2 separate regions of the Homo sapiens genome follow, and region 1 is linked to region 2. Evidence: read pairs that join two places in POLR2A ChIA-PET (ENCODE). Cell type or tissue: GM12878. All regions are shown on one strand. Region 1 overlaps PHF20 (PHD finger protein 20). Region 2 overlaps PHF20 (PHD finger protein 20).

Evidence for each region. Peaks named below come from ENCODE experiments on the same cell type or tissue, not always from the same donor. Only the 100,000 strongest peaks of a DNase experiment are listed, where the experiment ranks them.
Region 1: POLR2A ChIA-PET joins it to region 2 with 5 read pairs; 2 of 35 experiments call an interaction of 5 or more read pairs at or near these places.

What each region holds. Positions count from the first base shown.
Region 1 is chr20:35,907,476-35,912,475 of GRCh38, forward strand. All of the region lies in intron 10 of PHF20 (PHD finger protein 20), which reads left to right. Among named protein-coding and RNA genes, the nearest start is that of SCAND1, 45 kb to the right of the region's middle. In GM12878, no CTCF peak of the experiment used is centred here; a DNase peak (open chromatin) is centred at 1,966.
Region 2 is chr20:35,809,976-35,814,975 of GRCh38, forward strand. All of the region lies in intron 2 of PHF20 (PHD finger protein 20), which reads left to right. Among named protein-coding and RNA genes, the nearest start is that of PHF20, 40 kb to the left of the region's middle. In GM12878, no CTCF peak of the experiment used is centred here; no DNase peak of the experiment used is centred here.

The DNA of each region.
Region 1 (5,000 bases), 98 kb after region 2:
TAAAGCTGTCCAGAGAGAGAGTTGACAGCAGACCAGCGACCAGCACTGCTTTCCAGGGAAAGAATATTGCAAGCAAGATAATAACAGCTGACATTTGAGTACTTCATGTGCTGGGCGCTGTTCCAAGTTCGTTACTTGTATTGTCTTATTTAGTTATCAGAACAAACCCTCTGAGGTGGGTGCTGTTATGCCTAATTTATGCAGTTATTCCACTGTGGTCTCAGAGTGTGGTTGATATGATTTCAATGATTTGAATTCACTGATACTTGGTTTATGGCCAAGCATGTGGTCAATTTTAGATTATTTGCCATTTGCAGATGGGTGGAATGTATAGTTTGTCATTGCTGGATTTAAGTCCAGTATTTCTTTGTTTTTTGCCTCGATGATCTTTCTAATGCTGTGTCAGAGGGGTGTTGAAGTCCCCCACTAAAATTATGTGACTAAGTCTTTCTTTAGGTCTGGAAGTACTTGTTTTAAGAATTTGGATGCTCTAATGTTGGCATATTAGGCATCTATAATGCCTAATTTATAGATTAGAAACTAAGGTGCAGATGAGATGGATTAATTTGAACCAATATTTACAGCTCTAGCAGGTGGTGGAGCCATGATTTGAATCTGTTGTGAAGCCCATACTCTCACTTTGAGGCTCTGCTGTCTTTTATGATTCCAGGGAAGAGTGCCTGTCCCAGGCCCTGGAGTGGGAGATAGGAGTGCCTCCCTGCAGGAGACTTCCTGTGCACCTGGCAGTCTGGGGATTTCTGCCTGTTGTCACCTTGTCTACTCCTGTTCCTCAGGGACTCACCTGCCTTAGCTCAGTCCTTGCTGGGCAATTCTCTGTGTCTTTTCTAGGGCCTGCAAGTTCTGCCACTGGAGTTTACAAATGACCACTATCTTTAGCCAGATAACCAGGTATGCCCTAGCATTGGGCAGTTTTCCTCTACATCTTGCCCTCTCTGTCTCAAGGATTTAGGACCTAGATTATGTTGCTGCTTCAGGCAGTTCTGCTGCTGACAAGATAAATTCTGTTAGCATTTCACTAAGCTGATGGGTATAATTACTTTAGTTGGAGGTCACTAAAACCTGAATTTACAAATAAAAACTGGATCAGGGAGCAGTCTGTGTGTGTGTTGTGGAGGAGTGTGGGTGAAGGTACAACAGATAATATCCCTCCTTTGCTGAGATCCTTCCAGTGGCTCCCTAAATCACTCATAGTAAAAGCCAACTTCCTCACAGGGCCCTTCATCATGTTCTGCTGCTAGCCTCCATCTGCTTCTTTCCCTTACTCAACCTAATTCTAATTTCAGTTCCATTGGAGCCATACAGATCTCCTTGCTATTTCTTTATTTCAAATTCCAGTTATTCATTGCTGGCATATAGAAAAGCAATAGATTGTTGTATATTAACTTTGTGTCTTGTAACCTTGCTGTAAGTGCTGTTCTGGCAGTCTTTGTTTTGATCAATTCTTTGGGATATTCTACATAGACAGATCATCTGCAAACAAAGATAGTGTTATTTCTTCCATTTCAATCTGTAGAGCTTTTATTTCCTTTTCTGGCTTATTCCACTCGCTAAGATTTCCAGTAAAATGTTGAATAGGAGTAGAGAGAGAGGCACCTTGCTTTGTTCCTGATCTTAAGGGGAAAGCATCCAATTTCTTACCATTAAGTATGAAGTTGGCTGCAAAGAAGTTCTTTATCCAGTTGAGGAAATTCCCTCCTATTCATAGTTTGCTGCCCCATCAGCTTTTTAGGTTGGTGCAAAAGTAATTGTGGTTTTTGCTGTGACTTTCAGTGGCAAAAACAGCAATTCTTTTGCACCAACTGAATAGAATGTAGCTCTGTGAGGGACAGGGGGTGTTATCTGTCTTTGTTCATTGCAATATCCCTCCTCCCTAGAATGTGCCTGGAACATAGTATATGCATGGTATCTGTTGCCTAAATGAATTGAAACCATGGCTAATAATACGGTGGTAGTCAAACTGTGTAAAAATGAGTTTTGTTTTTATGTTTGGGGAAGACCCTGTTCTCAGGATCAATGAAAAGTAAAAATGACTGATAGCTTTTTTGAAATTCAGAAGGCATCTGACCATGTTTTGCCAGTCTGCTGTCTTTGGGCCTTGGGTTTTTGGTTTTAAAAATGAGTGCTTTTACAAATTGGTCTAAGTTCTCTCCAGCTTTCATGTTTGTTGACTTTCTTTCTAGTTGCAGGGTATTTTAAAAGTTAAGGAGCTCAAATACCCTTAAGTCCTATGTTCTCTAGCCAGTAGATCAACTCTGCCTATAGATTCCAGGCTTGCCAGCCAGTAGGCACAGCCCACTCTTCCTTTCTGATGGTTACCAAGTGCTAATTTGGGAGAGGGGCCTGGGTTGCAGAGGAGACATGGTGCTGGAGAGTCAGACCAATTTGCTTTTAAATACCTATGTGATGTCAGGTGGGTGATTTCACCTCTCTGAGCTTCAGTTTCCCGGCCTGTAAAATGGGAATGATATACACACAAGTTGTTGTAAGGATTAAATGAGATATTTGTGGTTTCCTTGCACACAAGTGCTTAGTTAAAATGGAATCTGATTGTCTACCCTGCCTCACACCTGCTTTGTGGATATCTTGATTCCATATCAGAATCACTTGGAAAGTTTTAAAAATCCTGATATCCTTGAAAACATCATGCTAAATGAAAGAAACCAGACACAAAAGGTCACATATTGTATGGTTCCATATTTATGAGATATCCAGAGTAGATAAGCCCATGGAGTCAGATGCAGGTTGGTGGGGCTGAGGGGAAGGGCTTAGGGGAGGGGAAATGCTGCTTAATGGTAAAGGGTTTTACTTTGGAGTGATGGAAATGTTCTTAGAACTATATCAAAGTGGTCGTACAACATTGTGAATGTACTAAATGCAACTGAATTGGTTGTTTTTCTTTACAGCTGTATCGAGACTTAATTGTACAATGAACTACACATATTTAAATGGTATAATTGGTGAGATTTGACATATGTTTATACCCAACTATCACCACAATCAAGATAGTAAACATATTCCATTCCCTCCCAAACTTTCCTCATGCCCCTTTTTAGTTCCTCCTTCCCACCTCTCCCCTCCCCCTGAGCTCCAGGCAACCACTATTCTGCTTACTGTTACTTGTGGTGTGTTTTCTCTCTTTTTTCTTCCCCCCCGAGATGGAGTCGCTGTGTTGCCCAGGCTGGAGTGAAGTGGCACGATCTCAACTCACTACAACCTCTGCCTCCTGGGCTCAAGCGATTCTCCTGCCTCAGCCTCCCAAGTAGCTGGGATTACAGGCATGAGCCACCACACCCAGCTAATTTTTGTATTTTTAGTACAGATGGGGTTTTATCGTATTGGTCATGCTGGTCTTGAACTCCTGACCCCAGCTGATCTGCCTACCTTGGCCTCCCAAAGTGCTGGGAGTGAGCCAGCATGCCCAGATGGTTTGTTTTCATTTTGCAGACTATTGTAGAAATGGAATCCTGCAGTGCGCACTTGTTTTGTCTGGCTCCTTTCACCCAGCATACTTTGAGATTCACTTATGTTGCTGTTCGTACCTTTTTTTCTATTTTTATTTTTTGAGACGGAGTCTTGCACTGTCGCCCAGGCTGGAGTGCAGTGGCCAGACCTCAGCTCACTGCAAGCTCCGCCTCCTGGGTTCACGCCATTCTCCTGCCTCAGCCTCCCCAGTAGCTGGGACTACAGGCGCCCGCTACCACGCCCGGCTAATTTTTTCTGTATTTTTAGTAGAGACAGGGTTTTACCATGTTAGCCAGGATGGTCTCAATCTCCTGACCTCGTGATCCGCCCGCCTTGGCCTCCCAAAGTGCTGGGATTACCGGCATGAGCCACTGCGCCCGGCCTGCTGTTCCTACCTTTATTGCTGAAAAGTCTTCCATTGTGTGGATACATCATGAATTATTTGTACATTCACTTGATGGACATTTGGGCAGTTTTCAGTTTGGGGCGATTACAACTAAAACTGCTATGAGTCTTCATGTATAAGTCTCTATGTGGACGTAAGTGATGCTTTCTCTTGAATGAATATGTTGTAGTGGATGGCAAGGTCATAGGATATATGTACGTATAAACTCTTGTTGATATCTAAAAAGTAAGGCATGGTGAATTACTTGAAATCCTATAAATATATTTGGTAAGAGAAGAAGAAACGACTGGATTTTTTTGTTTGTTTGTTTTGGAGACAGATTCCCACTCTGTCACCCAGGCTGGAGTGCAATGGTGCGATCTGGGCTCACTGCAACCTCCGCCTCCCCGATTCGAGCAATTCTTCTGCCTCAGCCTCCCAAGTAGCTGGGATTACAGGCATCTGCCACCACGCCTGACTAATTTTTATATTTTTAGTAGAGACGGGGTTTTGCCATGTGGGCCAGGCTGATCTCAAGCTCCTGACCTCAGGTGATTCACCTGCCTTGGCCTCCCAAAGTGCTGGGATTACAGGCATGAGCCACCGTGCCCGGCTACGACTGAATTTTTCTTTCTTTCTTTTTTTTTTTTTTCTTTGAGATGGAGTCTCGCTCTGTCGCCAGGCTGGAGTGCAATGACATGATCTCGGCTCACTGCAGCCTCCGCCTCCCGTGTTCAAGCGATTCTCCTGCCTCAGCCTCCTGAGTAGCTGGGATTACAGGCACACACCACCAGACCCAGCTAATTTTTGTATTTTTAGAGAGACGGGGTTTCACCATGTTGGTCAGGCTGGTCTTGAACTCCTGACCTTGTGATCTGCCCGCCTGGGCCTCCCAAAGTGCTGGGATTACAGGCGTGAGCCACCGCACCCAGCAATGACTGGATTTTTCAATGGTGAAGCTATTAATTTTGAAAACTGATCTCAGTAGAGTGGTAGGTGGGAAGCTTTTTAGAATGTAATTAGGAAAAACTGTGAAGGGAGAAGTTTGGACAGGGAGGATTGACATCTTAAGGAGTTTTGTTGTAGAGTAGAGAGGATAAAGTTTTGGTATTTAGAAGGCATGAACTGTTCA
Region 2 (5,000 bases):
CTGGAGTGCAGTGGCGCGATCTCAGCTCACTGCAACCTCCGCCTCCTGAGTTCAAGCGATTCTTCTGCTTCAGCCTCCCAAGTAGCTGGGACTACAGGCAGGTGCCACCACACCCAGCTAATTTTTGTATTTCTAGTAGAGATGGGGTTTCATTATGTTGGCCAGGCTGGTCTCAAACTCGTGACCTCAGGTGATCTGCCCGCCTCCGCCTCCCAAAGTGCTGGGATTATAGGCATGAGCCACTGTGCCTGGCCTCCAAAGACAGTTTAAAGCCTGAAAGCCAAGCTACAAGTCCTGGGTAAATCCACGGACTGGATTGAGAACCTCTCTTCCAGTTCGGCAAGGTTTCCTCTGATTGATCCCCACCCTTCACCTGTTTTACATGTATTTACTCTTCCCTGATTGGTTTTTTACACTGTCATGCCCACCTTTGAGTGACGCCTTTGTTTTAGCCTTTTTGTTATATGCACAAACCAATCAGCATACATTCCCCATTCTGAACCCATAAAAGCCCTGCCACACTGAGAGGGAGACTACCTGTCTTCAAGTGGGAGAGTACCCTCATGTGGGTGCTCTTATGAGCCTCATTTTAGCAGTAAGAAAAAGGAGTCTCAGAGAGATGAAGTTATTTGCCCAAGGTCACACAGTGGTAGGACTAGGGTTTGAATCAAAGTAGACTGAGTTCATAGCATTTTTGTAATAACCAAATTTCTCCAGAGTGTCTGAATGTTCCTGACTCCTAAATCAAAAAACAAAACAAAACAAAACACTGGAAAATGCATTCTGATTATGTTCACCTGATTTCCTAATCTAGAGTACTGGACATTTAATTGTTTGGTAAAATCTTTGACTTTGAATGCTTTGCCAAAAACAATGGAGCGTTTGTTTTATTATCTCTAGACTGAAAGTGGTTATGTTTTCACCCTGGTAAGTGATTTGCTTACATTATAGTAGATAGTATTGCTGCAAGGTACAACCATATTTTTTGTGTGTGTCTGTGTCTCTCTGTGTGTGTATGTGTGTATTTTCAGTCCATTGAAATGAAATGTGTGGGAATTAGGTTCCACTTTTTTTTTATTTTCATTTTTTTGAGACAGAGTCTTGCTCTGTCGCCAGGCTGGAGTGCAGTGGCGTGATCTCGGCTCACTGCAACCTCCGCCTCCAGGGTTCAAGCGATTCTCCTGCCTCAGCCTCCCGAGTAGCTGGGACTACAGGTGTGCGTCACCACGCCCAGCTAATTTTTGTATTTTTAGTAGACATGGGGTTTCACTATGTTGGCCAAGATGATCTTGATCTCTTGACCTCATGATCTGTCCACCTCGGCCTCCCAAAGTGCTCACATTACAGGCGTGAGCCACCACGTTGGGCTAGGGCCCACTTTTTAATTGCTTATGTCCTTGTGACTTCTTGCCTCTGAATCCTTGAATTATTTGTTCTTATTTTTGGGCCCTAAAGAAACTAAGTCCCAGCTTTTTTTTTTTTTTGAGATGGAGTTTTGCTTTTGTTGCCTAGGCTGGAGTGCAATGGCACAATCTCGGCTCACTGCAACCTCTGCCTCCCTGGTACAAGCGATTCTTCTGTCTCAGTCTCCCAAGCAGCTCGGATTACATGCATGCGCCACCACGCTCAGCTAATTTTTTTTGTATTTAGTAGGGACAGGGTTTCACCATGTTAGGCTGGTTGAGAACTCCTGGCCTCAGGTGATCCACCTGCCTTGGCCTCCCAAAGTGCTGGGATTATAGGCATGTGCCACTGTGCCCGGCCCAGTCCCTGCTTTTTATTTATTTATTTATTTTTATTTTTTAATTTTTTTGAGACGGAGTCTCGCTCTGTCTCCCAGGCTGGAGTGCAGTGGCTCGATCTCTGCTCACTGCAAGCTCTGCCTCCCGGGTTCCCACCATTCTCCTGCCTCAGCCTCCCGAGTAGCTGGGACTACAGGCACCCGCCACCACGCCCGGCTAATTTTTTTGTATTTTTTTAATAGAGACGGGGTTTCACCGTGTTAGCCAGGATGGTCTCGATCTCCTGACCTCGTGATCCACCCGCCTCAGCCTCCCAAAGTGCTGGGATTACAGGCATGAGCCACAGCGCCCGGCCCCTGCTTTTTATTAAGAAAATTTTCTAACATAATGAAAAGTTGAGAGGACATTATACCTTCCACCTGTATTCACTAATTGTTAACCCATTTGTTTTATATACTTATTTAATTTAGCAATAATTTTATAATATCTAATATCCAGAGATATTCAGATGTTCTTGTTGTTCCAAAAATGTCCCTTATAGTATTTTTCCAGACAGGATCCACATTACTTTTTTATTTTTATGTCTCTTTAGTTGCTTTGATTCCATGATAATCTTTCTTCTTCCCGGGAGGCAGAGCTTGCAGTGAGCAGAGATCGAGCCACTGCACTCCAGCCTGGGAGACAGAGCGAGACTCCGTCTCAAAAAAATAAAAAAATTTTTCCCCTTCACAACATTATTTGTTTAATTTTTAAGAGTTCCGAACAGTTGTTTTTTAGAATGTCCCACATTCTGGTTTAGTCACATTGTTTTATCATGGTGAGTTTAACTTGTTTCTTGTATTCTCTTCTATTTCCCGTAAACTGGAAATGAGGTCTAGACTTCAGATTAAACATTTTTTTTGCAGAGTGTTTCAGTGGTAATGCCGTGTGTTTCATATTGCATCACATCGGGGGACACATAAAGCTAGGTCGTCCCACTGTTCCGTGTATCACTTGGATAAGGTAATGACTTCCATCTCTCACCATTATAAAGGTGTATTTTTCCTTGTGCAAGTAGTAGATAATCTGTGGGGATACTCTGGTACGTGTCAATATCCTATTATCCCCCCACATCATTTACCTAATGATTTAGCATCCATTGATAATCCCTGCCTGAATCAGTTATTACTCTGGAGATGGAAAAATGGTAATATTCTAGTTTTGTCATTCTGTTATATTAGGTGATGTTCTTCTGTACGAACAGCTTTCATTTTTATTATTATTATTTTTGATACAGAGTCTCCCTCTGTCGCCCAGGCTGGAGCACAGTGGTGCGATCTTGGCTCACTGCAAGCTCTGCCTCTCAGGTTCACGCCATTCTCCTGCCTCGGCCTCCCGAGAGCTGGGACTACAGGCGCCCGCCACCACGCCCGGCTAATTTTTTTTGTATTTTTTAGTAGAGACTGGGTTTCACCCTGTTAGCCAGGATGGTCTCGATCTCCTGGCCTCGTGATCTGCCCATCTCGGCCTCCCAAAGTGCTGGGATTACAGGCGCGGTGAGCCACCGCGCCCGGCCCATTTTTATTCTTTTAAAGTGCACTTAGGAATAAGATTATTGAGTGTGGTGGTGTAGTCAATTCCATTCATTATTATTAATTTTGTGCTAAAATTATCCCAAATTTGTCCAGTGGGATGCTGTTTAAACTAGCTCCTTTGTTCTTTTGACAATTCCTGTTAGTCCCTTAGCATTTTCTTGTTTTCTGGCACTACTAGAAACCCCAAACTTACTTTCTACTTTTCTTATCCCAGACCCTGGACGCAGCTGGTTCTCCAAGGCTTGGTTTCTTTAATTAGGAAAGGGTATTTAGAAATTGACCTCTGAGCTGGGCACGGTGGCTCACGCCTGTAATCCCAGCACTTTGGGAGGCCTAGGCAGGTGGATCAGAAGGTCAGGAGTTCCAGACAAGCCTGGTCAACATAGTGAAACCCTGTCTCTACGAAAAATACAAAAATTAGCCAGGCGTGGTGGCACGCACTTGTAGTCTCAGCTACTCAGGAGGCTGAGGCAGGAGAATTGTTTGAGCCTGGGAGGTGGAGGTTGCAGTGAGCCGAGATAGCGCCATTGCACTCCAGCCTGTGTGTGAGCCAAGATCACACCATTGCACTCCAGCCTGTGTGTGAGCCAAGATCACACCATTGCACTCCAGCCTGGGTGACAGAGTGAGACTCCGTCTCAGAAAAAAAAAAAAAAAAAAAAAAAAGGAAATTGACCTCTGAGGTTGAGGCTGCAGTTAGCTATGATCACACCACTGCTTGGGTGATAAGAATAAGACTCTATCTCTAAATAAAATAAATAAATAAATAAATAAAATAAAACATTGGTTTTTAAAAAAAGAAATTTAGCTCTGGGCACTGGGTGTGTTTATTGCTGCTAGGATGTCATTGTCTTAAACAACTTTTTAGTAGATGGGGGTAAGAAATCTATTTTTTGAAAAAATGTGAGTTCACTTTGATACTTCCAATTTATTTATTTATTTTTTTGAGATAGTCTTGGTCTGTCTCCCAGGCTGGAGTGCAGTGGTACGATCTCGGCTCACTGCAACCTCTGCCTCCCTAGTTCAAGCAATTCTCCTGCCTCAGCCTCCCAAGTAGCTGGGACTACAGGCGCATGCCACCATGCCTGGCTAATTTTGTATTTTTAGTAGAGATGGGGTTTCACCCTCTTGGCCAGGCTGGTCTCGAACTCCTGACCTCAAGTGATCCGCCTGCCTTGGCCTCTCACGGTGCTGGGATTACAGGCGTGAACCGCTGCGCCCGGCCTATAATATTAAATTTAAGTTGGAAATATCAGGCCTGGGTAACAGAGTAAGACACTGTCTCAAAAATAAATAAATAGGCCGGGCGCGGTGGCTCACGCCTGTAATCCCAGCACTTTGGGAGGCCGAGGCAGGTGGATCACGAGGTCAGGAGATCGAGACCATCCCGGCTAAAACGGTGAAACCCCGTCTCTACTAAAAATACAAAAAATTAGCCAGGCGTAGTGGCGGGTGCCTGTAGTCCCAGCTACTTGGGAGGCTGAGGCAGGAGAATGGCGTGAACCCGGGAGGCGGAGCTTGCAATGAGCCGAGATCCCGCCACTGCACTCCAGCCTGGGCGACAGAGCGAGACTCCGTCTCAAAAAAAAAAAAAAAAAATAAAATAAATAAATAAATAAATAGGCCATGCATAGTAGCTCAAGCCTGTATTCCCAGCACTTTGGGAGGCTAAGGTGGGCGGATC